2 separate regions of the Mus musculus genome follow, and region 1 is linked to region 2. The links are chromatin loops, found by intact Hi-C in ENCODE. Cell type or tissue: heart. All regions are shown on one strand.

Region 1 (8,000 bases), 64 kb after region 2:
ATATAAATGAGGGGAATGGCATTGCTAGAAGAGGATCAGATATATTGAGTTAATATAAGTATTTCTCAATATATCTTTATCCAGTTGACTACTAACCCAAAAGATATCTACATATAAATAAAGAGTATATCACATAAAGAATGTGAACTGAATGAGCTGAACATTTTTCAAAACAAGAGTACTGAGCAAAAATGTCTAAACAAAATAACGTTATGTGGCTTCATTACCCTGATATCACAAATAGATCACCCAGAAATAGAGACAGACAGACAGACAGATCAACTGAGGAACTTCAGAGTTAAACTGCATCATAGATCATGCACCTAACAGCCTTTTACTCCTTTTACTCTATCAAACAAGTGCAGAACACATGCTCTTCTCAGCATCAGATGAAAGCTTCTCCAAAATACATCACCTACTAGGTGATAAGGCATTAGTAAATCAAAATACATTTTAAAAAGCCAACTAACAGAGCAACCAACCAAACACACCCCCCCCAACCAAAAAACACTCTGAAATGCTTTCTTGCATTGTACAAGATCAAAAATAGTCAACTTGCAAAATACTTAATTTGGAAAAACTATTAAGAAATCTAAGTCCAGGAAGACAGCTTAGTTTTTATCCTGCTCGCCACCTAAACATAAAAAACTAATTTCTGATCCCTAGTGCTCACATACAAAGTTGGCCATGGTGGCACACACCAGTGATGGGTACTTAGAAGGCTTGTACTGTGAAACTATTAGAGGAAAACAAAAATGTAGCCAAACTGCTCTGTAAAATGTATATATGATAATAAACAGCTCTGTAGAATGTATATATGACAATAAACTGCTCTGTAGAATGTATATATGATAATAGAAATAAACGAAAGGAAATCTTTACTTGGAAACATGCTCACATTTTTCCCTTTCCCATGAATAGAAATCAAATTATATACTGAAATGGAAAAGGCAAAAATCAAGAATTCAAAATCGCATAACTGACCTCAGATGCAAGACAGTCTTTGATAATATTAAACACCATGTCATGATAAGAGCTCAGAATCTAGTAGGCACAGAAGAATCATACATTAACATAGTAAAGGTCTGTATGACAGACACACATTAGTAATAACATTCTAAATGAAGGGGGCAAAACCTGAATGCATTGTCTCAAAAACCATAAAAAAACCAAAACCCACTAAGTGACTATTCACTACTCTTCTTGAATATAATATTAAACTATTAGCCAGAGAATTATGCAAGCAAAGGCAATAACAGGTATATAAATCAGAAAGGAGGAAGTCAAACCATCTTTGTTTCAATACATAAAGAGGAAAACCCAAACCTGTTACTGTAGTGTACACCAGGAGTCCCAGTATGTGGGAGGCTAAGAAAGCAGGGTTAAGAGTTCCAGGTCAGCCAGGCGTACACAGTTATACTGTCTGTGTAAAAAGTAACAAACAAACAAACAAACAAACAAACAAACAAACAAAAAAGGTATAAACCGGGTGTGGTGGCGCACACTTTTAATCCCAGCATTCAGGAGGCAGAGGCAGGCAGATTTCTGAGTTCGAGGCCAGCCTGGTCTACAAAGTGAGTTCTAGGACAGCCAGGGCTATAGAGAGAAACCCTGTCTCGAAAAAACCAACCAACCAACCAACCAACCAACCAAACAAACAAAAGTAACACATATCTGAGAAAACTAAGGAGAGTCCAAAAGATTACACCAAAAAGGCTTATATTATAAAGTATTTAGCAAGGGTACAAAATCAACACACAATGCCAGTATATTTTCTCTCAGCAAGTAATGAACTATCTCAGAGATACACTGTTAGAAAGTCATAATGCCTATACACATAAACTAAAATGCCCAAATTAAATGATGATGAGAAAATGTTCTACAAAGGCAGCTTTAGGTCACTGAAGAAAAAAATAAAGAGAAAGAAAGAGAGGATTTGGAGTTGGGTGGGCAGAGAGGTGGAGAGATTGGGGAGGAGTTGGGGAGAGGAAAAGTGTAATCAGAATATATTGTGTGAATTTTTTTTCAATTAAAAAAAATAAAGAAATTAAACACGACACTAGAAAAGACTACCATGATCATGGATTAGGAGAATCAATATTGCTAAAATAATTCAAAGTTGTAATTCAGATTCAATGAAATTTCCATTAAATAATCACATTTTACACACAACTAGCAACAGTTCTTAAAATTGCTATGACAGTGCAACAGACCCGGGGGGAGCCCAAGATATCCTCAGCAAAAAAAGAGCACACTGTGCAGATCTGTAATGAAAATAAACAGAACAGAACAGAACAGAACAGAACAGAACAGAACGAAGCAAAACCCGACAGAGTAGTGTCATAAATATTGATGTACAGTCCATTGGAAAAGAGAAAATAAAAATAAGCCCATACGTTCAGCCAACTGATTCTCAACAAAGGTGCCAAAAATATATACCAGAGAAAGCACCAATAAAATAATGGTGTTAATGCTGGATTTCTACATGATGTTTGAAACTAGACTCTGATCCTAGAGAAAAACCAATTCACAAATTGTTCACTTGTTGCCTGAAAATGACTGGCTGCTCAGAAAAGACAAAACACTATTAAGCACGATCAAACCCGTACCTTAATACTGTTGACATATCCCTCCAAGCAAAGCCCTTCTCTTCTAGCCACCGCTTGACACGTTTCACACTTTTTATCTCGGGCCTTCTCCCTATTTCTAACAGTCCTTTCAAATAAAGTCATGTCTCAGCATTAAAGAAGTTGAATCCCTACAAACCGCCCAACTGCATCACAGATGGCCACACTCCTTGCACCCCCATGTTGCTCACGGGGACCTGTGGATCGCCCGGTCCAGTGAGTTTGGCAATGTGGGGACGGGCCTGGGAACCGAGGGATTTCAATTGTCAATCAAGCAGCAACAACAAAAGCATTTGGATGGAGAAGACATTCAAGGATTCCAGAATCCGCTTCCCATGGACCGGAAAGACTGGGAAATCAGGTTCTACTAGGCAAAACAAAGCAGCGGCACATCGCCCCCGCGCGGCTCCCGTACCGCCAACACAGCTGGCCGCGCAGTCCAGGAGTCGCGCGCGCAGCTGCAGTCTTTGCCGTGGTTCCCGTACCGAGGGACTCGCCTGCATTCCCCGCATCCCCGATGCTCACCATAGCTGAGCTCCGGACCTCAAGCAGCCTCACGCGGCTCCAGGGTGGAGCGGCCTGAGGTCCAGCGACCCCAAACTCCCTCAGCGGACTGGACTGAGAGAGCAGTGACAATGGCGTTGCCAGGAAGAAAGATGGCGGGTGAAGAACTTCCGCTCTGTTCTCCGGGCCTCCAGCGACCTGACTCTGATACTGGGTTTGACGGTCATGAGAAACCTGAAGCTGAACAGTTTGGCACTCAACTGAGAACAGAGTCGCAACTATGGTAGCACCAGAAAGAAAGATGGCGGTGATGCTCTTCCGCTTTGCCTGACCCCAGTCTTGATTGGATCACTTATCTCATAACTGTTTTGGGGAGGGTCAATGTTACACTGCAGGGTAGAACAATACAGCACTCCCTGAGCTGACCGTACAGTTTAGCGACTTTGGCACCAGAAAGAAAAATGGAGTTAAGGAACTTCCCACTGGTGCTCTTGACCCATACACAGAGCCCCTTGTGATGTTGTATGTTGTCAAAAGACCCTTACAAAGACCACAGAGACCGCCATCGTTGCAAAACGCATGAGGATTTTACTTGTCCAACATGTTGGGGAACACCCTCTCAGCACCAGGCCAGAGGAGAGATCCAGAACAAAGGAACACACTTTTTATTACCTTTGTAAGGGCCGGATCTAGGCACCAGGGTAGTTTGGCTTATTTTAATTGGTGTAGCCAATAACCTTTTTGGACATTGGTTGATTTGTATAGGGTGACTCTCATTTTGTCTGTCCTTGTGGTTTTTAGTGTAAGGCAGGGCAGGGGCATTGTTAATCTTGTTCTGGCAGCTGTAAGCTTAGTCATTTTGACCGTTAAAACTATGTTTCTATATTTGTTTAGCCAGCCAGCTTCTTTATCTGGCTCTGTACTTGGCCTGGTAGTACAGTTTGGAAAGTCCTTTTGAAGGGGGAAGGTACTAGGTAGTCTTGAATTTATTTTGGATATTACAGTGACACGATAAAGAATCCTTACCTAACTGGAACGAAAACAAGCACTCCAGAGTTAGCCATTTCCAGAACTGTCTAGTTTAAAATAAAAATGAGTGAATGAATGAATGAATGAATGAATAAATAGTGCAGAATTCTGTCAGACCTTCAAAGAGGAGCTAATACCAATTCTCTTCCACAAAATAGAAACAGAAGGAACACTACCTACTTCATTCTATGAAGCCACAGTTATGTTGATACCAAAACCACACAATGACTCAACAAGAAAGAGAACTTTAGACCAATTTCCCTTATGAATATTGATGTAAAAATACTCAATAAAATTCTTGCAAACTGAGTCCAAGAACACATCAAAACAATAACTCACCATGATCAAGTAGGCTTCATCCCAGGGATGCAGGGATGGTTCAACATGTGAAAATCCATCAATGTAATCCACTATATAAACAAAACTCAAAGAAAAAAAAAACACATGATGATCTCATTAGATGCTGAAAAAGCACTCAAGAAAATACAACACCTGTTCATGTTAAAAGTCTTGGAAAGATCAGGAATTCAAGGCCCATACCTAAACATAGTAAAAGCAGTATATAGCAAACCAATAGCCGACATCAAACTAAATGGAGAGAAACTTGAAGCAATCCCAGTAAAATCAGGAACTAGACAAGACTGTCCACTCTCTCCTTATCTATTCAATATAGTACTAGAAGTTCTAGCCAGAGCAACAAAAGGAGGTTAAAGAGATACAAATTTGAAAGCAAGAAGTCAGAATATCACTATTTGCAGAAGATAGTATACTTAAGTATGATAGTATACTTAAGTGACCCCAAAAATTCCACCAGATAATTCTTCAGCTGATAAACAACTTCAGCAAAGTTAGTTGCTGGATATAAAATTATCTCAAATCAGTAAACCTTCCTCTACTCAAAGGATAAACAGGCTAAAAAAGACATTAGGAAAATGACACCCTTCACAATAGTCACAAATAATATAAAATATCTTGGTGTGATTCTAACCATTCAATGGAAAGATCTGTATGACAAGAACTTCAAGTCTCCGAAGAAAGAAATCGAAGAACATCTCAGAAGATGGAAAGACCTCCCATGCTCATGGATTGGCAGGATTAACATAGTAAAAATGGCTATCTCACCAATAGCAATCAACAGATTCAATGCAATGCCTCATCAAAATTCCAACTCAATTCTTCACAGAGATAGAGCAATTCTCAAATTCACTTGGAACAACAACAACAACAACAACAACAACAAAAAACACAGGATAGAAAAAAAAAAACTATTCCAAACAATAGGAGAACATCTGAGAGAAATCACCATCCCTGACCTTAAGCTCTACTACAGAGCAATTGTAATAAAAACCTCATAATATTGCTACAGAGCTAGGCAAGAAGATCAATGGAATAGAGTTGAAGACCCAGAAATGAACCTACACACCTATGGTTAATTGATCTTTGACAAAGGAACTAAAACCATCCAAGGAGAAAAAGATACCCTTTTCAACAAATGGTGCTGGCTTAAATGGTGGTAGGCATGTAAAAAAAATGCAAATTGATTCATTTGTATCTCCTTGTACAAAGCTCAAGTCCAAGTAGATCAAAGACACATAAAACCAGATACACTGCTGGGGGTGTTGGCACATGCCCTTAATCCCAGCACTTGGGAGGCAGAGGCAGGCAGATTTCTGAGTTCGAGGCCAGCCTGGTCTACAGAGTGAGTTCCAGGACAGCCAAGGCTATACAGAGAAACCCTGTCTCAAAAAAACAAAAACAAAAACAAAAAAACAAAACAAAACAAAACAAAACAAAAAACAACCAACCAACCAAACACCCAGATACACTGAATCTATTAGAAGAGAAATTGGGAAAGAACCACAAACACATTGGCACAGGGGAAATTTTCCTGAACAGAACACCAATGACCCAGACTCTAAGATCAACTATAGACAAATGGGATCTCATAAAATTAAAAAACTTCTGCAAGGCAAAGGACACTGTCATCAGTACAAAATGGCAACCTACAGATTGGGAAAAGATTTTTACCAATCCTACATCTGATACAAGACTAATATCCAATAAGTACAAAGAACTCAAGAAGCTAGACTCCAGAGAACCAAATAAATGTATTTTTAAAATGGTGTACAGAGCTAAACAAAGAATTCTCAACTGAGGAATCTTGAATGGCCAAGAAATGGAGCAGGGACTGAATGAATAGCCAATCAGTGACTGGCCCAACTTGGGATCCATCCCATGAGTGGGCACCAAACTCTGACACTACTACTGATGCCATGTTGTGCTTGCAGACAGGAGCCTAGCATGGCTGTCTTCTGAGAGGCTCTACTTATCAGCTGACTGAGACAGATGCAGATACTTCCAGCCAGGCATTGGACTGAGGTCTGGTCCCCTATGGAAGAGTTAGGGGAAGAATTGAAAGAACTGAAGGGGATGGTAACCCTATAAGAAGACCAAGTGTGTCAGCTCACCTGGAACTCTGGGAGCTCCCAGAGACTACGCCACCAACCAAAAAGCATACATGGGCTAGTCCAAGGCCCCTGGAGAATATGTAGCTGAGGACTGCCTTGTCTGGCTTCATAGGGAGAAGATGCTCCTAATCCTGTAGAGACATGATGCTCCAGGTATGAGGGATGCCCAAGTGGGCACCCTCTCAGAGGCAAAGGGAATGGGAGATGGAGGAGAAAGAATTCTGTGAGGGGGACAGGAAGGGGGCAACACACGAGATGTAGAGAAATAAAATACAAAAATTATTTTTATATGTATGGTTGTTTCGCCTGGTGCCTGCAGAATCTAGAAGAGAGTGTTGGACTCCCTGGAATTGCAGATAACTGTGAGTCACCATGTGGTGGTGTGTGGGGAATTGCAGGCTTGTCTCCAGTTGAGCTTAGGTCTGAACCCTGAAGGGTGATAATTCACCTTCATGACAGGTAGGCGTTCCCTCATGCTCCTGGAACTCTGGCTCCTGCCTAAGTTACCGCCCCCCCCACAGTTCCCATAAGAGAAGCATGGCTAGAAGTCACTTAGGCAATGACCCAAGCTTCTGACCTTCAGGCTAAACTCCTCCCCAGTTACCTAGCAACAATAAGATAAGACAGCATACTTTAAAAGGGGCTGTTAGGCCCCCACCTCGCTCTCTTCTCATTCTCTTACCTCTTACTCCTCTCTCTCACCCCCTTCTCTCTTTGTCTTCTCTCCTCTCCTCTCTCCCTCTTACTCTCTCTCTAGCCTTCTCTCTCTCCTCTCTCTTTCTACCTTCTCTCTTTCCTCCTGTGTTGCGCCCACCTTGGCCGGCAAGGAAGACACAGCACGGTCGGAGTCTTCTCAACAGCCTTTATTGCAGGAATGCCTCCATGCTACTACAGGGACCCTGGGCACCCAGGGAGGTCTGCTTATATGCACCCCAGCACAGGGAAAGGCTTCGTGTCCTCCTGGGATAGGTTGAACCGCTGTCACCTAATTAGCATGTACCTGCTCGGGAGGGGTTGGTGCCAGACTCAGGCTTACGCCTGCGCAGTGGTGCTGTTTATGACAATGGCACACCGGAAACCGGCGCCATCTTAGAGTTGGCTTCCTACACCCCTGCCTTGCAACAATAAAGCTCTAAAACCATAAACTGTCTCTGCTCATCAAAGCTGCACTCACTCTCGCAGGTATTGGGAACCTCTTCCCTCGTCCCTCTCTCCCATAACCCCAGGGCTTTAGCAAAGTAGCTCCGGGACTCTCAGGTAGGGCTGCCTTTTGCCACCCCCCAAAGAGTGGGTCAGAGGCTTAGATGCTCACCCGGGAATGAGTGGAAGGTAGATAGCAGCCTTCCCAGGCCTGACAGACCAGAAAATAGGT
Region 2 (8,000 bases):
AGCAATCTTCATTTACCAGATTTTTTCTTGATAACAAATACTGCAGTATTCCATGATGACTGAGATTCTCTTATATGCCCTGCCTCTAGTTGCTCCTGCACAAGTGAAGAGGTGGCTTCTAGTTTTTCTTTAGGTAAAGGCCACTGATCAACCCACACTGGAATATTATTAAGCCATTGAATTTTATCAACATGGGATGCAGGCAAGATAGTGGCCATTATGGAAAATACCCCAAGCTTCTAGTGTTAGAGTGGGGCTTAGGCCTTTCAAATGTCTTAATGTTTTGTCCTTCCTTTCCTAGCCCCTGACCAGGCAAAAATCCTTGTCTTAGCATTTGTTTAGTCATTACTTCATTAGGACTACACCTTGCAAGACCCATCTGTGACAAGAGATCTCTTCCCCAGAGGGTAATAGGCAAATGTGGCGTGACATAGGGTTGAATCTGTCCTGAATTGCCCTCCTCATCTCTCCAGGTTAGAAGTTTAGAACTTTGTTTTGTGTTTTTGACATAACCAATCCCTTGAAGGTGAGTGAGAGTATTAGATAAAGGCCAAGTTGATGGCCAATCTTGTCCTCTAATAATTATTACATCAGCCCCAGTATCTATTAATCTTTGAAAACTTTTTACTTCAATTATTAATTTAAGGTTAGATCTCTTACTAGAAATAGACACACATCAGGGAACCAAAGATACTCTGTCCTCTTTCACTCTTAATGAATTTGCAAGGTAGCAGATACATGGGAACTAAAATAAGTTGAGCGATTCTTTTGTCAGCAAGTACAGTTATAATGCCATGGGGGGAAGCAGACATAATTTTAATTTCTCCCTCATAATCATTATCTGTTAACACCTGAATAAATCTGCAATCCTTTAATAATAATGCTGCTTTGACCTAAGAGTAATCCCCAGGTCCCTGGAGGCCAAAAACTCTTGTAGGCAGCGTTTGAACTCCCATTTCTGGGGTCAATACTGAGTGGGAGGTGGAACTGAGGTCCAGTCCTACACTTCCTGGGGTTGCTCTGATAAGTTAAAAAAAAATGGATTTCCCTGGCTTGACAGCAAGCTTCATGGCCCCATAAGCTGCTTGGTGTGGATGTCTGGGGTCCTGAGGCTGGCCCCTCTGCTCGTTTCCCAACGTGGGACAGCCCTGAATATCTGTTTTAGATCTACATTCCCTGGCCCAATGATTATCCTTCTTGCATCGAGGACAAATTCCTGGGGTGTGACCTGATTGTCCGCTCATGCCCCTGTTCCTGGGACAATAATTTTTAAAATGACCCAAACTTCCACATTTAAAACATCCTGTATTCCCTCGTTTCTGTGAAAGCATCTCTTGCACAGTGGTCCCTTGTAAGGCAGCAGCCATAGTCAGACCCTGATTGTCTGAGGGTCCGATTTCTGCACAAAGATGAATGTGTCCAGATGAGTCTGCCTGTGCTTAGTATGGCCTGATAGAGGCTTGACATACCACATTAGCATTCTTATAAGCCAACTGTGTAACAAAAGGAACTCCTGCTTGAGGAACTCAAAAAATTCTGCCAGCTGCTTTTAGGAGCCTATCCACAAATTCCTGAAATAGTTCATCAGGAGCTTGTTTTTGTTTGTTTGTTTGTTTTTGTTGTTGTTTTGTTTTTCGAGACAGGGTTTCTCTATGCAATCCTGGCTGTCCTGGAACTCACTTGTTTGACACCAGATAGATTCCCACTGAGATCCCCTTTTGTCGGTAATTGATTCCAAGCATGGCAGGCAGACAGTGCAATCTGTGAGTATACTCCTACAGGTAGCCCAATCTGATTAGCATTAGCTTCATATTGACCCTCTCCTAGAAGCATGTTAATAGTCCAATCTGCCTGCCTGCCTGCCAGCCAATGTTACCTGCCTGAGCATTCATTGTAGCAGTTCTCTTACTTGCTTCACGCCATTCAGAACTCCAAAGTAAGTAATCTCCTCCTGACAAAGTAGCCTTACAAATAGTTTTCCTCACCTTGGGACGTTAAATTTGTCTCCATCACAGTATCCAACAAAGCTTGTGTAAAGGGAGCTGTAGGCCCATACTGTGCCACAGCTGTTTTTAATTCTTTTATCACTTTGAACTCCAACGTCTGATATTTTCTGACTCTATTGCCCTGCTGGTCAATTATCTCAATCAACTACAGGGAAAGATAGCAAGCACATCAGATGTACCTTGCCCTTCCCCTCGAGCCTGATCCACAGCTCTTTCTAGTTGTGATTGAGTATCTCAGAATCGTTGCTTTTTCCTGCCCCTGATACATGCTTGAGCTCCTGTAGCTCATTAGTCAACTTAATTCCAACTCTAACTTATATACTTGCATATCCATCTGGGCAGCATCTCCTGCAGTAGAGGTCATAGGCAGAGCAGAAGGTATGTAAGGAGGCCAATCCTCACCATATTTGGCAGCCCCTTTTTCTAAATGAGCTTCCTCCTCTGAAGCTAGCTCATCATCAGTGTCTCTGTACTTCTCTGATTTAGAGTTGAGAGAGCCTTTTTCTGAGGAAGCTCTCTGACAGGCAGTCCTCCTGAAGTTCTTCAAGCAATCCCTGGGAGTTAGCTAATGCCTCTGAGGTCTCTTCATCAACAGCATCTTTTATAAGTGCCCAGAGGCAGAGGACGATAGAGTCTTCCTGGGTGGTTCTCAGAACTTGTCCAATTTTCCCCCAGGTTTCCTTATCCAAAGTTCTTTCTTCTTAAAACCATGGGCAGCATGAATCTATCTGATCTAAAATGTTTTCTAACAGCTGTCTTTAAACCCTGCTCCTCTCACCTGAAGCAGCTCTTTGAGGCTGCAGACAAATGCCTGTTTAGAATTCCCCTATCCCATCTACACTGCCAACCCCTAGGTGAATTCAACACTTCTTCAACCTAGCCTGTATCCCCTTATTGCACCTCCTACAACAGGCTCCAAAAGATGAAATTTATGGCTAGCGCTAGCATTAATGCTTTTGTTGCTTACCACTGTGCAGGATTCAATTACTTCTATTTTCTGTGGATCCATCAAGACAGCGTTTCTCAGTTGAAATCGCCCCCCACCCCACCCCGGTGTGCTCAGTCCCCTCGTTTGGGTGCCACCTGTAGCTGTCCAGCAGCCAAGGAGAACTGGGTGCCTGAAAGGGGGCTGGAAATGAAAAAGGATGGGTGGGTGAGAGAGGATGAAGCCAAGACAAAGTTTTCTGATTCAAGGCTCAAAGTTTAATACTCAGCTTTGTGTTTATATAGGGAAAACCCACAGACCCAACCTTTGTTTCAGCTGGATTATGTTGCTTTGCTTCAACTGGATTATGTTGCAAAGCAAGCTCGGCAGGCAATCTGCTTCTATAGGAAACTGCAGGTGCTACAAGGTGGAAGACCTCCACCTAGGTGGGAAGACTCCACCCTGGGTCAGCTATGCCAATGGAAGACCAACTGTGGCAAACAATTAAGGTCTGTTTAGCCTGCTCAAGGCTGGGGGAAGGGCATAAGGTGTTACAGGAATATGGGGAGAGTGGAAGAGAGGAAATGGGAGATAAAGGTCAATTCCATCATTTCATTGTGTACATGTATGAAATTATCAGAAATAAAGGAAACATTTATGTCACCCTGCTATTAGGGAAACAGAGACGTGTTGGAAGAATGAAATCTTTCTGGTTCTACTAACCAATGATGATGACAATGACAGAAGCTGGTCTGTCCATCTCTCCACAGTTTCAGGGAATCCAGTCAGTGTCATTCCAACACTGACCACTAGAGTGTTCCCTAAAGGTGTCTGGATAGTCAGTGCTCCATTGTGGATGAACAGATTTTTTGTTTTTAAAAAAAATTACACACACAAACACACACACCTCCATGATGTGTGTGTGTGGAGGTTAGAGGACAATTTGCTGTATTCAGTTCTTGTCTTTCAGTAGGAGTTCAGTTATTGAATTCTCTTGGCAGCAAGTGAGCCATCTTGCTGGCTCCTGAAAAAAGCTGTCCCCTTCTGGGTTCTAGCTCTTGTCCTAAGGGAGAACATCCCCCCCACCCCCCTTTCTGGAACTGTTTTCCTCATCTGAAAAAATGGGTGGGGTGTTTTCGAGCCTTCACAGAGTGCCTTTTCCTGGTGCAGAAGGCCATAGCCCAGGTCAGAAAGTGGGGATAAAGAATCCTGGAAGGTTCAAAAATATGCTGCGTATGTCTTTCCATATTATTTTTATTTTTTTATTTTTTGGTTTTTCGAGACAGGGTATCTCTGCGTAGCCCAGCTTGTCCTGGAACTCACTTTGTAGACCAGGCTGGCCTCGAACTCAGAAATCCGCCTGCCTCTGCCTCCCGAGTGCTGGGATTAAAGGCGTACGCCACCACGCCCAGCTTATGTCTTACCATTTTAAAGATGGTGCTGGAGGACTTCATTCAGCTGAAGAACAAGGCTGCACCTAACAGGGCCGCTCCCTATGGGGCAAATATTTAAACACATGAATCTATGGAGGCTATACCTATTCAAACCACCCCAGAAAGGGAGGATGCCTCCCACCATGTCCTGTCTTCTACGCACTGCCCCCCTTCTCTCTGCGTGTCACAGAGATGCAGGGACTGGCAGATGCCCAACATGACCTAGCTTTTATTCCCACACTCCCTACAAAAATCATGAAACAGACTTTAAGATTTATTGGGGAGTGTTGGGGGTGGGGAGCACAAAAGGCTGCTTCCAAGTGAGGATGGGAAGGAGGGAGTGTTGGGGAACTAAACCCAGGGCTACTAAACTATTGAATGACACCCCAGGGAAAGTCAATTTTCAAAGCAACATTCATGAGCAAACAGAGCTCCACACAGTGGCAGTGTTGGAGCCAAGGATATGCATCTGAGGCAGCATTATAGCTAAGTGAAAGCATAGCTAAGTGAAAGCATTCCCCAGACATGGATGCCAATGGGGCTGGAGAGAGGGTCCAACACTAGCTCTTACAGAGCGCCTACTTTTGGTTTTCAGCACCCATGTCAGGTGGCATAAAGCCACCTCTAAGTTCAGCTAGAGGGGATCCAATGCTATTTTTCTGGCACTTGAACACACATACACTCACTCTCCCCCATTATAACAAACATACTATTTGTGTATAAATGAGTAAACTTTGTGCTGAAAAAGTAAAATTTATATTAGAAAAGAAACATGGAATATATTAAAATGATAAAGTGCAGCCATAACTATCCAGTGACAAAATCTGGTACAACTTGCAGGCTTTCCCATCTGTGTCCAAATTCCCAATGACTTTGGGAATAATGATAATGACTTTGATGAGTGATTGCCTAGGCTATAATAGGCTTGGGCTTGTTCCCCAACTAGCTTTGGCTTAATTAACCCATTTACTGTGTTCTAAGTCCTGCCACATGGCTAGTTCTCGCTCCTCAGTTCATGTGACTGTCTCTATCATCTCCTCCTGTACCTGACTCTATCCCAGAATCTACTCTCCCTGCCACAACTCTCACCTACTTTTTGCCTAAGCTAATAGGCCAACAGCTTTTTAAATTTTATTTTGGACAGGTGATGCTTCCATACAATACATAAGAGTCTCTACAAACTGGACAATTTTCAAAGTCATTTTTATTTTAAAAAATTAACCACAAAAGTACTTAAAATTATGATTAAATGTCTGCATATTTGAACTATATTTTACACTTATTGTATACACACGTGCCACGGCACGTGTGGAGGTCAGAAGGCAACCTAAAGCAGTTGGTCCTTTTCACCTTTTCTAGGACTTGAACTCAAGTCATCAGGGTAGGCAGCAAGCTCCTTAATCCACCAAGCCATCTTGCCAGCTCTTGAAATACATTTCAATTTACTGTAGGATCTAACTTTGTTAAGGTGCAATAAATAAGAATTTGTCAACAAGGAAAAACACTCCCATTGAATACACACATAGCCTGGGAATCTTGCAGACAGCTATGGTCCCACTTAGACTGGAGACTGAAAGTGGAACCAGGTAGGTTCAGATAAACAGATATTTCAGCATGACTCACTCTGCCCTCAACAAATAGATATTAAAACCACCGAGAAACGATTGCTTAAAACCCATAAATGGGATTGAAAGATGTAGGAGCTATGGACTGGGAGTGTGCTGCTTGCTGGACAAGGGGGCAGCTGTTTTGTTCTTCAACACACTGAAGCTTTGGCTAAGAAAAGGGGATGGGGTGGGGAATGCACATGAAGGTGGGAGGGAGAAATGTTGAGTGTCTTGGGGTAGATATAATCAAGGCAGTATGCACATTTGAAATTGTAGACTAAACAAAACCCCAAAAATACCAACCGAATTATGACTAAGAATCAAAAGTCCACAGTATACTGACACATTTAGCACTGAGCAACTGAGAGAAGCCACAGGACACTGTCATGTTTCCCATGGTGGCTGGCTTCTAGGCAGCACTGGGACCAACAGGTTTTATACTTCTTAGGTTCGTGAGATTTGGAAACTCATTTCATGGGTTTGAAAACATTTGTTAACTTGGTAAGAATCCAGCTATTCCATTTACAGAGTTTGGGTCTGTGGTGGTTTGCATACGTACTAAGGCTGCACCTTTCTTAAGACTTTCTCACACTGCTAAAATCCAAGGTGAAATGGGAGAGGCCAACAGCCATAGATTTTTCTCTCTTCACCAGGTCTTCCCACGTATGCTAGCAAGGATGGTCAGAAAGCTTTCCCAAGGTCTCTATGTGGAAATCATCTTCAGTAAGTCTTCAGAGCTGAAATGCTTCCTGATAGTCTTTCAACTTAGAGAGTTTTGGCACGTCCAACTGTGGCATGTACTGAGACTTTGGCACACATACTGCATTCATAGGCTCGTTTTCCAGTGTGAAATTTTTTGTTTCTTAATGAGGAGCTAGAATGTGTAGAGCTCTTTTATATATTTAAATTATACTTAAAACTATCCCTCTCTAATTAACTATGTGTAGTCATGTGTCTCCGAAGACTTTTGGAATATGAGAACACCTTACCACACTCCTTACATTCATAGGACTGCCTTTTGTGTGTTCTCATGTGATTTTGAATGTAACTGGAACAACTAAAGGCTTTCCCACATTCCTTACATTCATAGGGCTTCTCTCCAGTGTGAGTAGTCTCGTGGTTGCGTAAGGAAGAAATGTATTTAAAGGCTTTCCCACATTGTTTACATTCATAAAGTTTTTCTTCGTTGTGACTTTTTTTGTGGTTTCGAAGGGAATAGACGTAGGGATAAGCTTTCCCACACACTTCACATTTGTAAGGCCAGGCTCCACTGTGAGTCCCTAAATGTCTTCTGGCACAGTGGCCAGAAGTGAATGTCTTTCCGCACTGCATACATTCATAAGGTTTCTCTCCAGTGTGAATTCGCTTGTGTGCTTGAACATGGCTGGAATGTCTGAAGGTTTTCCCACATTGCTTACATTCAAAAGGTTTCTCCCCAGTGTGAGTCCTTTTATGCAGTTGAAAAGAACAGTATCTCATGAATGCTTTCCCGCAGTGTTTACATTCATAAAGTTTTTCTGTTGTATGAAGCCTTTTATGCATGTCTAGGGAACTGGCAGTCCAGAACATTCTTCCACATTCCTTACATTCAGGTATCTCTCCAGAGTGAATTGTTTTATGTTCCCTAAGGGCAACAGCATTAGGGAACGCTTCTCTACATACCACGCATTTATGCCTGTCTACACTGTGAGTTAGCATATGCCTTTCAGCACAGTGCCGGTAACTGAAGGCTTTCTCACAATACTTACATTTATATGGTTTCCCTCCAGCGTGGGTCTTTTTATGTTTTTTAAGGGAGCCAAGGCACGTAAAGGCTTTATCACATACTTTACATTCATAGTATTTCTTTACATATTTCTGATAGTCACATGGTCTGTATTTAGAGTTAGATGTAGTGTGCCTCTTCAGGGATGATTGACTGGCAGTGTGACATTCAGGAAGCTTTGGCTGGGCAACCGTTTCTCCACATGGGTCACTGTTTTTAAGGTCACAGTCTCTCTTTACCAATTGGACTCTGTAAAAATTGAGA

Evidence for each region. Peaks named below come from ENCODE experiments on the same cell type or tissue, not always from the same donor. Only the 100,000 strongest peaks of a DNase experiment are listed, where the experiment ranks them.
Region 1: a loop joins it to region 2, with 5 times the contacts of the local background. A loop is called at or near these places in 8 of 42 quality-filtered maps.

The regions. Positions count from the first base shown.
Region 1 is chr8:71,903,891-71,911,890 of GRCm38, reverse strand. It overlaps Zfp882 (zinc finger protein 882), which reads right to left and starts at 3,285. Exons shown (of 3, transcript NM_001166645.1): 1 at 3,153-3,285. The coding sequence starts at 3,155. In heart, a CTCF peak has its summit at 3,049; DNase peaks (open chromatin) are centred at 3,040 and 3,280; H3K4me3 peaks cover 1,645 bases; H3K27ac peaks cover 1,186 bases.
Region 2 is chr8:71,967,884-71,975,883 of GRCm38, reverse strand. It overlaps Zfp961 (zinc finger protein 961), which reads right to left. Exons shown (of 4, transcript NM_001164581.1): 4 at 5,551-7,985. The coding sequence ends at 6,905. Among named protein-coding and RNA genes, the nearest start is that of Zfp961, 21 kb to the right of the region's middle. In heart, CTCF peaks have their summits at 2,643 and 3,728; no DNase peak of the experiment used is centred here.